Linked DNA regions of Homo sapiens: all the other regions are linked to region 2. A link is a loop called in an ENCODE intact Hi-C map of the cell type or tissue named here. Cell type or tissue: heart left ventricle. All regions are shown on one strand. Links, peaks and the distances in the headings refer to the core of each region. The heading gives the core; the rest is flanking DNA.

Evidence for each region. Peaks named below come from ENCODE experiments on the same cell type or tissue, not always from the same donor. Only the 100,000 strongest peaks of a DNase experiment are listed, where the experiment ranks them.
Region 1: it touches region 2 in a loop (2.2-fold over the local background); 5 of 110 quality-filtered maps call a loop at or near these places.
Region 3: it touches region 2 in a loop (10-fold over the local background); 80 of 110 quality-filtered maps call a loop at or near these places.

Annotation. Positions count from the first base shown.
Region 1 is chr7:65,238,267-65,241,333 of GRCh38, reverse strand. The region is part of intron 1 of LOC124901661 (a long non-coding RNA gene); the gene reads left to right. Among named protein-coding and RNA genes, the nearest start is that of ZNF92, 130 kb to the left of the region's middle. In heart left ventricle, for the core only: no CTCF peak of the experiment used is centred there; DNase peaks (open chromatin) are centred at 1,190, 1,553 and 2,063; H3K4me3 peaks cover 993 bases; H3K27me3 peaks cover 2,418 bases.
Region 2 is chr7:65,306,248-65,309,314 of GRCh38, reverse strand. All of the region lies in intron 2 of LOC105375334 (a long non-coding RNA gene), which reads right to left. Among named protein-coding and RNA genes, the nearest start is that of ZNF92, 66 kb to the left of the region's middle. In heart left ventricle, for the core only: CTCF peaks have their summits at 1,185 and 1,389 (motif pointing right); no DNase peak of the experiment used is centred there; H3K27me3 peaks cover 804 bases.
Region 3 is chr7:64,945,970-64,949,036 of GRCh38, reverse strand. No RefSeq gene overlaps it. Among named protein-coding and RNA genes, the nearest start is that of ZNF117, 44 kb to the left of the region's middle. In heart left ventricle, for the core only: no CTCF peak of the experiment used is centred there; a DNase peak (open chromatin) is centred at 1,466; H3K4me3 peaks cover 1,026 bases; H3K27me3 peaks cover 1,972 bases.

The DNA.
Region 1 (3,067 bases), core at 372-2,871, 68 kb after region 2:
TGAACGCTCTTTAAGTAACATATGTAAAGGCACAAGAAATGCTAAAAGAGGCCAGGTGTGGTGGCTGATGCCTGTAATCCCAATACTTTGGGAGGCCAAGGGGGGTGGATCACCTGAGGTGAGGAGTTCAAGACCAGCCTGACCAACTTAGCAAAACCCTGTCTCTACTAAAAATACAAAAATTAGCTGGATGTAGTGGCAGGCACCTGTAACCCCAGACACTCGGGAGGCTGAGGCAGGAGAATCGCTTGAACCTGAGAGGTGGAAGTTGCAGTGAGCTGAGACCAAGCCACTGCACTCCAGCTTGGGGGACAGAGGGAAACTCCATCAAAAAAAAAAAAAAAAAAGCTAAGGCTTTTTTGTATTCATGGTCTACTTCATTAAAATGTAATCTTTGAAGGGTGTTGTAGCCATAGACAGCTCTTTGGGCTGCTAGAGTTATAAGGAATGCATTGCTTCCCTCAAGGGCAAAGAGTGGCACTGAAAAATAACAATAGTTGTGACATGAATTTTTCAGGCATGGCTTCAATTCGACACATCAGAATGTCTAAGAATTCTAAAGACTGCTCTACTGCCACTGCACCAGATTTTTTTATATTGCTCCACCGACTATAGGAAATTTTTACTGAAATTAAGTTTTAATAAAATAACTGACTTATAAACTCTAACAAGGGGACAGAAAATTCGCCAGAGATATCAGTTCCTCCTGAAAAAGCCTCTTTTCTCAATACAATTTTTCTGAAGATACTTTACTGATTTCAGGTGGAATTTTAAATTCTCCTTAAAGACAGAAACAAGCAAAAGGACTAACTGACAAAAACGAATAAAAGTGTGCTCAAATTTACTGACAGGATCATGGGTACATTTAAATAATTAGACCCTACTGGTTTTAAGTAAAAAAGAAAATACCTTAAATTTCAAAGGGGTCTTTATTTTTGGGGAAACAAAAAGCCACTTTTGACCAACTGTCCCCCATATACACACACCCTGGTCCCCCAACCACCCGTCAAGAGGGCCATGTCAAGGCTCCTAAGAGAGGAGACTGTGTGGTCTCGGCAGTGCGGGACGCAGGCTCTGGAACCGCAGGGTCGCGATTGGTCTCATGCCAGCCCTCCTGGACCCGTAGCCAGAAGGACAGGGCAGGCGCCGAGGGGCCGGGGTGTTCCGCGGGCTGGTCCTTGCCGAGAGGAGGCTGGGGCACGGGCTTCCTGCTCGGGGAAGTTTGTTTCCGCTGCCCAGGAGGGCTCTGCAGCCGCCAGGGAGGGAACACAGCGGGGAGGAGGCCCCGAGCCAGACGATCCAGGAGCCCTGGGTGGCGCGGGCTAGGTGGCGGGGGTCGGAGAATAGGGGAGCAGGAGCCCGGCCACGCCAGCTTCTGTCTCTGCCCGCCTACGTAAGGAGCCGCCCTCTTTGTCCACCAGATTCCGGGAGGCGCTCTCTTCCCGCCGGTGCCGGAGCGGGACGCGGGGGTCGCCACCCTCTGGGAGACTGAGGACGCCAGGACACCCGCCCCTGCCATGGACGCCCCGCCCCGCCCCGCCCTCGCGCTCAGCCTGGCGGTGACCGTGGTGGCCAGCACCGCCTTGGAGCCCTGAGCAAGGGCAGCGCGGTGTGTGGTGAGCAGCAGGCGGGGAAGGAGGCCGCGGGCACCGAGGAGGGTTCGGGGCCCTGCAGGGGACGCTGGGGAACTGGACACAGGGGACTGGATGGGGAAAAGGCGCCGCGTGTAAGTGGCACTGCCAGGTTAGTCCCGGCTTCTGTTGCCACTCCTTCAGAAGATCACTGCTTGAGCCGGGACAGCGGTTGTGTGGCGCCAGGAGCTGCAGGGCCACCACCCAAGTGCGACGCCCTGGCGGGGAGCCTGGCCCGTGGTGTCCACAGACCCTGCCCCTAGGCCCCAAAGCCAGAGGCTGGAATTTGGAGGGTGGATGTGCAGGAGTCAACTGAAGCCCAGCCCCTGCCCGCAAGTGGCCAGCGTGATGCGGTGACACTTTAGTGCCACCACTGCCCCTACCCTACTCTCAAGCCTGGTGGGCTAAGAGATTTGTCTGCCCCATGGGGTGCACACCCATCACTAGGGAGAGGTAATGGGGGAGATGTCCCAGAAGTGTGGGACCGCCGACAGTCAGGGGCCTGCGAGAAAAGGAGGGCCTTCTAGGAGGCGCCCCGAGGCCAGAGAAGGAGAGGGTGCCCCAGGCCCGCCTTGGAAAGTTGACGCTGTCCCCGAGGTGTGGCGCTGGCGACTCCCAACCAAATCGCCAAGCGCTCTGTGTGCTATCTGCCCTGCACACGCGCTACCATACTCCCGGCTACCAACTAGAGAGGGGTGGCCTGGAGGGCGACTGCCAAGAGCCTGTTCCCCTGGAAACAGGCAACCCCCATCCTGGGCAAGGGGGGCACGGACACCCCCACCCCCAGCCTGGCGACCATGCATAGGGAGGCCCTTCACGGGTGAGCGAGGTGGATTGGAGTGGAGCAGGTGGCCCAGGGGGTCCCTGAGTGATTTAAAGGTGATTAAGCTGGGAGTGGAGCCATCCCGTTGGCGGAAACGTTGCGTGTGGGTGGGCTTGGAGGGCGATGTCTGCGGGGACCTCTAGGGCTCTAGGCTGCCAGTTGCCTGGCTAGACTCTTGGTGTCCACCTTGAACCTCAGTTTTCTTCCTTGTCCCAGACAATGAATATGGCAGAGCTGTTTTGATTATTAGGCCAGATATTTCTGGTGAGCATTTATTAGCCTGCCTGGTCTCTGGATTTTTTCTTTCCTGACTTTGTAAGGAAACTCTACTGCCCAATGTGTACTCTTGGGGAGTGAGGTGGGGAGGCAGGAAGACAGGACTCTCACCTTTGGCTTCAGAGTCCCTTCTGGGTGCCCCCTCCCCTTAGGCTCAATTAAAGCACATAGCTGGCAACAAATCTCCTACCCATGACAGCTGAAGAGTCCAAAACAAGATGGGTTCCTTTCCTGACCCCAGGGCCTCATCTCACCTCCAAATTAAAATCCCTTAGGGTGGTCAGCTTCAGACAGCAGTCTAAATTTGATTTTTGTTCTCTGGGGCCGACCCAAAGCC
Region 2 (3,067 bases), core at 313-2,812:
CTCTAGCAACCCAGGACAAGGCTACAAAGGGCGTCCCGAAAATAATTTCATAAGAACTTAACTTAATCCCATTTCTGGGGGCCATTCTTACCCAGAGTAGTGCAATCCCAAGTACCTGAATCCATTTTAACTGAGCTTCCTGACATAGCTTAGCAAGAATTGTCTTTAAAGTATGATGCATTCTTTCAGTCTGTCCAGAGGATTGAGGCTTCCATGCCGAGTGCAGCTTCCATTTTATTCCTACTGTTTTGCTTACTTGTTGGGTTATTTCCGAGGTAAATGAAGGCCCATTGTCACTATGGATAATGTCAGGGAGCCCATATCGGGGTATGATGTTCTTTAGCTGCACTTTAACTACCTCTGTTGGCCACTCGGTATGATATGGGTAGGCTTCCACCCAGCCTGAGAGTGTCCACTACAACTAAGAGGTATTTGTACCTTCCAGGGGCAAGTGGCATTTGAGCAAAGTCAATCTGCCAATTTTCTAGTAGATGCTTCCCTCTCGCCTGTTGTCTGGGTTGTCCTTTGCTATAGTTATTGGTCTCATTTTCAGCGCAAAGGTAGCAATGTTGTATTATACTTCTTAAGTGAGCCTTTTCCTTCCTATATTTTTGCACAAAAGTTAACGAGGCATCTCATCCAAAATGCATGCTATCATGAATATATTTTAGCATTGGGTTGAAGGAAGGTGTGCTGGCACCCAAACCAGGCCCTTGTTATTTACTTTCCAGCCTTTCTTGTCTTAAATAAACCCTTTGTCCTTGGCAATCTTTTCATCCTCAAACTACACTGGGGTTTGAAAGCTGCCAAATCTACTTGGGAAATCAAAGGTGCCTGGACCTTGGCACTGGTGCTGGCTAGATGCCTGGCTGTGCAGTAGGTGAAGGTGTTCCCCCTAGCTGGTTTGAAATCGCTGCTCTTATGGCCTGGACAATGCATAGCAGCTATTTTTCTTGACGCTGTTACTGCTTCCAACAGCTCCAACACTTGCTTAGCATATTAAATTTCAGTATTATCAGCTTTTAGCAGTCCCCTTTCCTTCCAAATAGCTCTGTGTGCATGAACTATCATGAAGGAATATTTGGAATCAGTGTAGATATTGGTGCTCTCACCTTGGGACAGTTGCAAGGCTCTGGTAAAAGCGACTAACTCAGCCTTTTCCGCAGAAGTCCCTGTCGGGAGTGTTCTTGCCTCTATTACCTCCAAGAGAGTTACTACAGCATAGGCAGCATTTCTCCTTTGTTGGTGACTAAGCTGCTTCCATCCATGAACAGCAACCAGTCTACATAGGGGAGGGCTGCATCCTTTAGATCTGGGAGACCAGAAAATACTTGATTATAACCTCTAGGCAGTTGTGTACTAGTTCCTTTGTTCCCCAGTAGGTGGCAGCAAAATGGCAGGGTTTGAGGCTCCAGTGGTCTGCAGTTTTACTGCGGGATTATCAAGCAGGATGGCCCGATATCAGCCTAATCTGACAACCGTCAGCCAGTAGCCACCCTTCTGCTCAAATAACACCAGGCTTGATGGGGCACATAAATCACGATGGGCTGACCCAAAGTCAGCTTCTCAGCTCCCTTGAGCAACAAGCAGGCGGCAGCTACTGCTTTGAGACAAGGGGGCCAGCCCATTGCCACTGTATCAATCCTTTTGAGAAATAAGCCACTGGTTGCAATATTTCTTTTAGTTTTTGTGTTAGGATCCCGAGTGCCAGACCCAGTCTTTCATGCACGTAAAGTTGCAAGGGTTTATGAGGATTTGGCAGCCTCAGAGATGGGGTAGATGTCATCTTAAGCTTTAATTGTTTAAACGCATTCTGGTGTTACAGCTCTCATTTAAAGGGGTTGTGGTTGGCCCCTTTTATCACTTCATATAGCAGCTTTACCTTCAGCCATAATTGGAAATCCAGATTCTGCAGAACCCTGCCCTTCCCAGGAAGCCCCTTAGCTGCTTTCTGGTTGTGGGTGTCATGATAGAGGCAACTGCATTTTGCCTCTCCACCGTCAGGGCTCTGGTTTCTCTGTAACAGAAATCTTAGGTATCCCATAGTTTGTTTGCATATCTGTACCCCTGTGCCCTTTTGCTTAAGACCTTGTACCCACAGGCTGCCAAATGGTTTAGTTTTTACAGTGTTATCCTGACATTCTTGCTTCAAGGAGCTGGAGATTAGCAAATCATCCGCATACCGTAGCAGTACCCCATTTTCCAATTGTAAGTCTCTTAAGTTCTGAGCCAGTGCTTCCCCAAATACAGTTGGGGAATTTTTAAACCCTTGAGGAAGCACTGTCCAACAATATTGAAATTGTGTGGCTGTTTCAGGGTCTGTCCACTCAAACAATAATTGGCTTTCTGCATTCGCTGGTATGCAAAAGAAAGCATCCTTCAAATCTAATACTCTAAACCATTCATGGTCTCTGGACAGGAAGATAAAAATAGTGTATTGATTGGCCCCAGTGGGGTGGGTGTCTTCTACAGTATCACTGATCACCCTTATATCTTGCATGAATTTGTACTTGCATGGATGAGATTTCTTTACTGGAAGAATGGGCATGTTCTATGGAGACTGACAAAGTCTTATTAAGACATGCCACAAGAATCAGAATGTACCAGCTGGATGCCTTCTAGGGCCTCTTTCTTTAAGGCGTATTGTTCCTTTCGAACAGGTTGGGTCCCTTCCTTCAGCTTGATTTCTACTGGATTCACATTAATTGTCCGCCTTGGTTGGTTGGATGCTGATACTTCGGCTTTACCTTGTTGAGGACTTCCTGTGGAATCATCTCTACCTTAAGGTGTGAAGTCTCCGATTTCATCAGGAGGGCCTGTCGCCACAATCTGTGTTCTGAGGGTACCTGGAGGCACATCTGGCGCATCTCTGGGTCAAAGACAACTCATGCCTGTAACTTACATAAGAGGTCTCTACCAAGCAGAGACATCGAGCAGTCCAGCACATATGGAAACTGATGAGGCCGGGCACCTTGGCTCACACCAGTAATCCCAGCACTTTGGGAGGCCGAGGCGGGTGGATCACGAGGTCAGGAGTTCAAGACCAGCCTGGCCAAGATGGTGAAAC
Region 3 (3,067 bases), core at 372-2,871, 360 kb after region 2:
CCAAACCAGTTGTTCTGCTTCTGTCTTTGCAGCTGGTTTCTGTAGATGCTGTTCAGCTGCTGATAGCATCTGGCCCTTAGGCAGGCTCAAAAAATTTAAAGTCAATAATGCTAGATTCAATTGTATATGCAGTGTCCCATAGTCCCTGTTTCCCCCCGCCCCCTTTGTTTTTGCTACTGCTGTTTCAGGGACAGATTCATTCTTTCTACTATGGCTTGTCCTTGAGAATTATATGGGATACCAGCAATGTGTTTAATATTCCACATAGAGAAAAATGTAGCTAGAGCTTGGCTAGTACAGCCTGGGGCATTATCTGTTTTAATAGAGGCTGGAATGCCCATCACCTCAAAACATTGCAAAAGGTGACATTCAACACAGGCAGAAGACTCTCCTGATTGGCATGTAGCCCAAAGTGGGAAAAGGTGTCCACACATACATGTACATAAGCTAGACTCCCAAACGAGGGAACATGTGTGACATCCATTTGCTAAAGAGAATTAGGTTCCAATCCTTGAGAATTAACTCCTCCTGTAAAAGATGAGGAATGCACCATTTGGCAAATTGGGCATCACTCGGTAATAGCTTTAGCTTCTTTCCAGGTAATGCTGTATCTGCGTTTGAGACCAGAGGCATTAACATGGGTTAAATTGTGAAAGTGTCTAGCATTAGATATTGCAGTAGCAACTAGGCGATCAGCCATTTGATTCCCTCCAGTTAAAGGTCCTGGAAGAGGTGAATGAGCCCTAATGTGAGTGATATAAAAAGGGTGCATTCTACTCCTAACTGCTATTTGCAATTGGGTAAATAAAGTCATCAGTTGTTCATCTGTATGAAATCGTAACTGAGCATTTTCAATTAATTGTGTGGAATGAACCACGTATGAAGAATCAGAAATCACATTAATAGGCATAGTAAAAGCAGCCAATACCTCAATTACAGCTATAAGCTCTGCTTTTTGAGCTGAAGCATAGGGGATCTGAAAAATTTTACCTTTCCAGCCAGAGTAAGAAGTTTTACCATTACTAGACCCTACAAGGAGCCCAGGGACCCCAAAGCAGGGAGCAAAGGATGTTTCTCCCACCTGGAGCACAGCCCTGTTGCAGAAGGCACAGTCTCGGCTCGGGGAGCCCGGCAGGGATCCAGGCGTGGTGGGGGAGGGGGCGCCCGGGCGGAGCTCACCTGCGGCGGTGGGTCGTAGGGTCCCTGGCTTGTGGAGAGAGGTTGGCGCTGTTCCTTGGCTCCGCTCCCCAAAGGGCAAAGCGCCAGGAAGTCGGGCTCCCGGCGGTCTCCAGGCTCTAGCCCACCCGCGCCCAGGCCGCACCCACCGCGTCCCCTCCGCCCCCACACAGGGTGTGGAGCGTCCCGACCGGGCGTCAGCGGGCAGGGCCATGCAGCTCCTGTGGACGCCCAGAAGCGCGGAGCCCCTTCCCACTAGGGCCTGGAGACCACTCTAAACTGGCTCGGCGGCCCTGGGACTCGGGCTCCGGCTCCCGTGGTCTAACCCCTCCTGGGGGCTGTGTCCTCGCCGGACGCCAGGTCGCTGGAGACCTCTGGGTCGCCCCGGCTCCTGGCGGCTCCTGGTGCCACGCGGTCCGGAACTGGCTTGCCTGACATGAGAGGGACAGAGCGATGCGGCTGGCGGGGCTGGGGGTCCCCGCTAGGTGGGAGAGCGGCGGGGCTGCTGCTGACCGGAGCAGCCTGGGTCTGTTCTGGAACCGTCGCCCTGAGGCCCCTCCGCCCCGCAAACCCTCCGGGTGCGGTTTGGGAGTGAAGCCGGACACCAAACACCATCCACGCTCAGCCCCACGTGGGTCCAGGAGTCCCGAGCCCAAGCCCCTGCACCTGTATTTTAATTTTTTTAAAAAACCTGAGGGTTAAAGTCAGGCAAGTCAGCTGACTCAGTGTTTGCCTCCTGCTGCCTAGATGTGACCAGCGTCTTTTGCTGGCAGTCAGAGACCAAGCCCCCCCAGGCCCTCCAGGACCCCCTGACTGGTGAGGCCATCCTCTGCAATTATGAGCAGCACTGAGGTGCTCCCTACCCAGGGTCACTGCCTGAGCCGGCTAGAGGCCCAGCAGGGGGCACTGGAGCTGTGAGACCCAACCTCCCAGAAGCTGCCTCCTCCTGCCCAAGGAGGCTGCGCATCCTCACTCAGGGCTGTGAAGGGGAATGAGGGCAGCTCACAGGCTAAGGGGCCGCTGAAGGCAGTTTTTCTGGACAGCTGACTTGCGAGCCTGGAGGAAGAGTTAGGGTGTGTGTGTGTGTGTGTGTGTTTGTGTGTGTGTGAGAGACAGAGAGAGAGAATTATTTCATTCAAGGACATCTGTGTGTCTCAGTAGAGTAAGAGTGAACAGCAGCATCCCTGCAGAGGAGCAGCATGTGGACAGAGTCACAGGCTGGCTGGATCACAACAAATCCTTGTGGGTCAAGGAGAGCAGATTCCGTGATCAGCTGCTGTCTGGGTTTTGTGTTTGCCTTTTCCTGCTGTTCCATTAAGCCAGGGCACTGGGGCCAGATTGCCCTCAGCCATGGCCAAGGGTTCCCTGACAAGCTGGGGAGGAAGAATTCCCTTCCCAGCCCAGGGGCACAGGTCAGAGCAGCCTGTTCAGTGTGGATCTGAACTCAGAGAGTGGAAGCCACTGTCTCAGAGTCACAGAGCAGGTCAGTGGCAGGGCCCGTGTCCCTGACCTCCAAGCTCTATGTCTCTGAGGAAATATTCCACCCAAGAGCATGAGAGTTCTCTGAGCATGGACTCCCTGGCAGGTGAGGTCATTTTACCCATTATCTCTTTTCATCCTCATTGTGTGTGTGGTTTGTATCAATGTCCCCGTTTTATGGCAGGAAACTTAGGCACAGTGAGGAGCAAAGGCCTGTGCAAAGCTATAGAGCTCAGAAGTGGCTGAGCTGACCAGACAGGCTTCCTTCACCATTGCTCTGCTCCATTTGGAGGTTGGACAATATGCCTTGGGACCAACAGTCACAAGCTTGTGTGGGCTCAGGGGAGATATTCATTAAAAACTAGAATCCATGAAGCTTCCAGCCCCACTCATTTCTGCAGGGGCAGGTGGC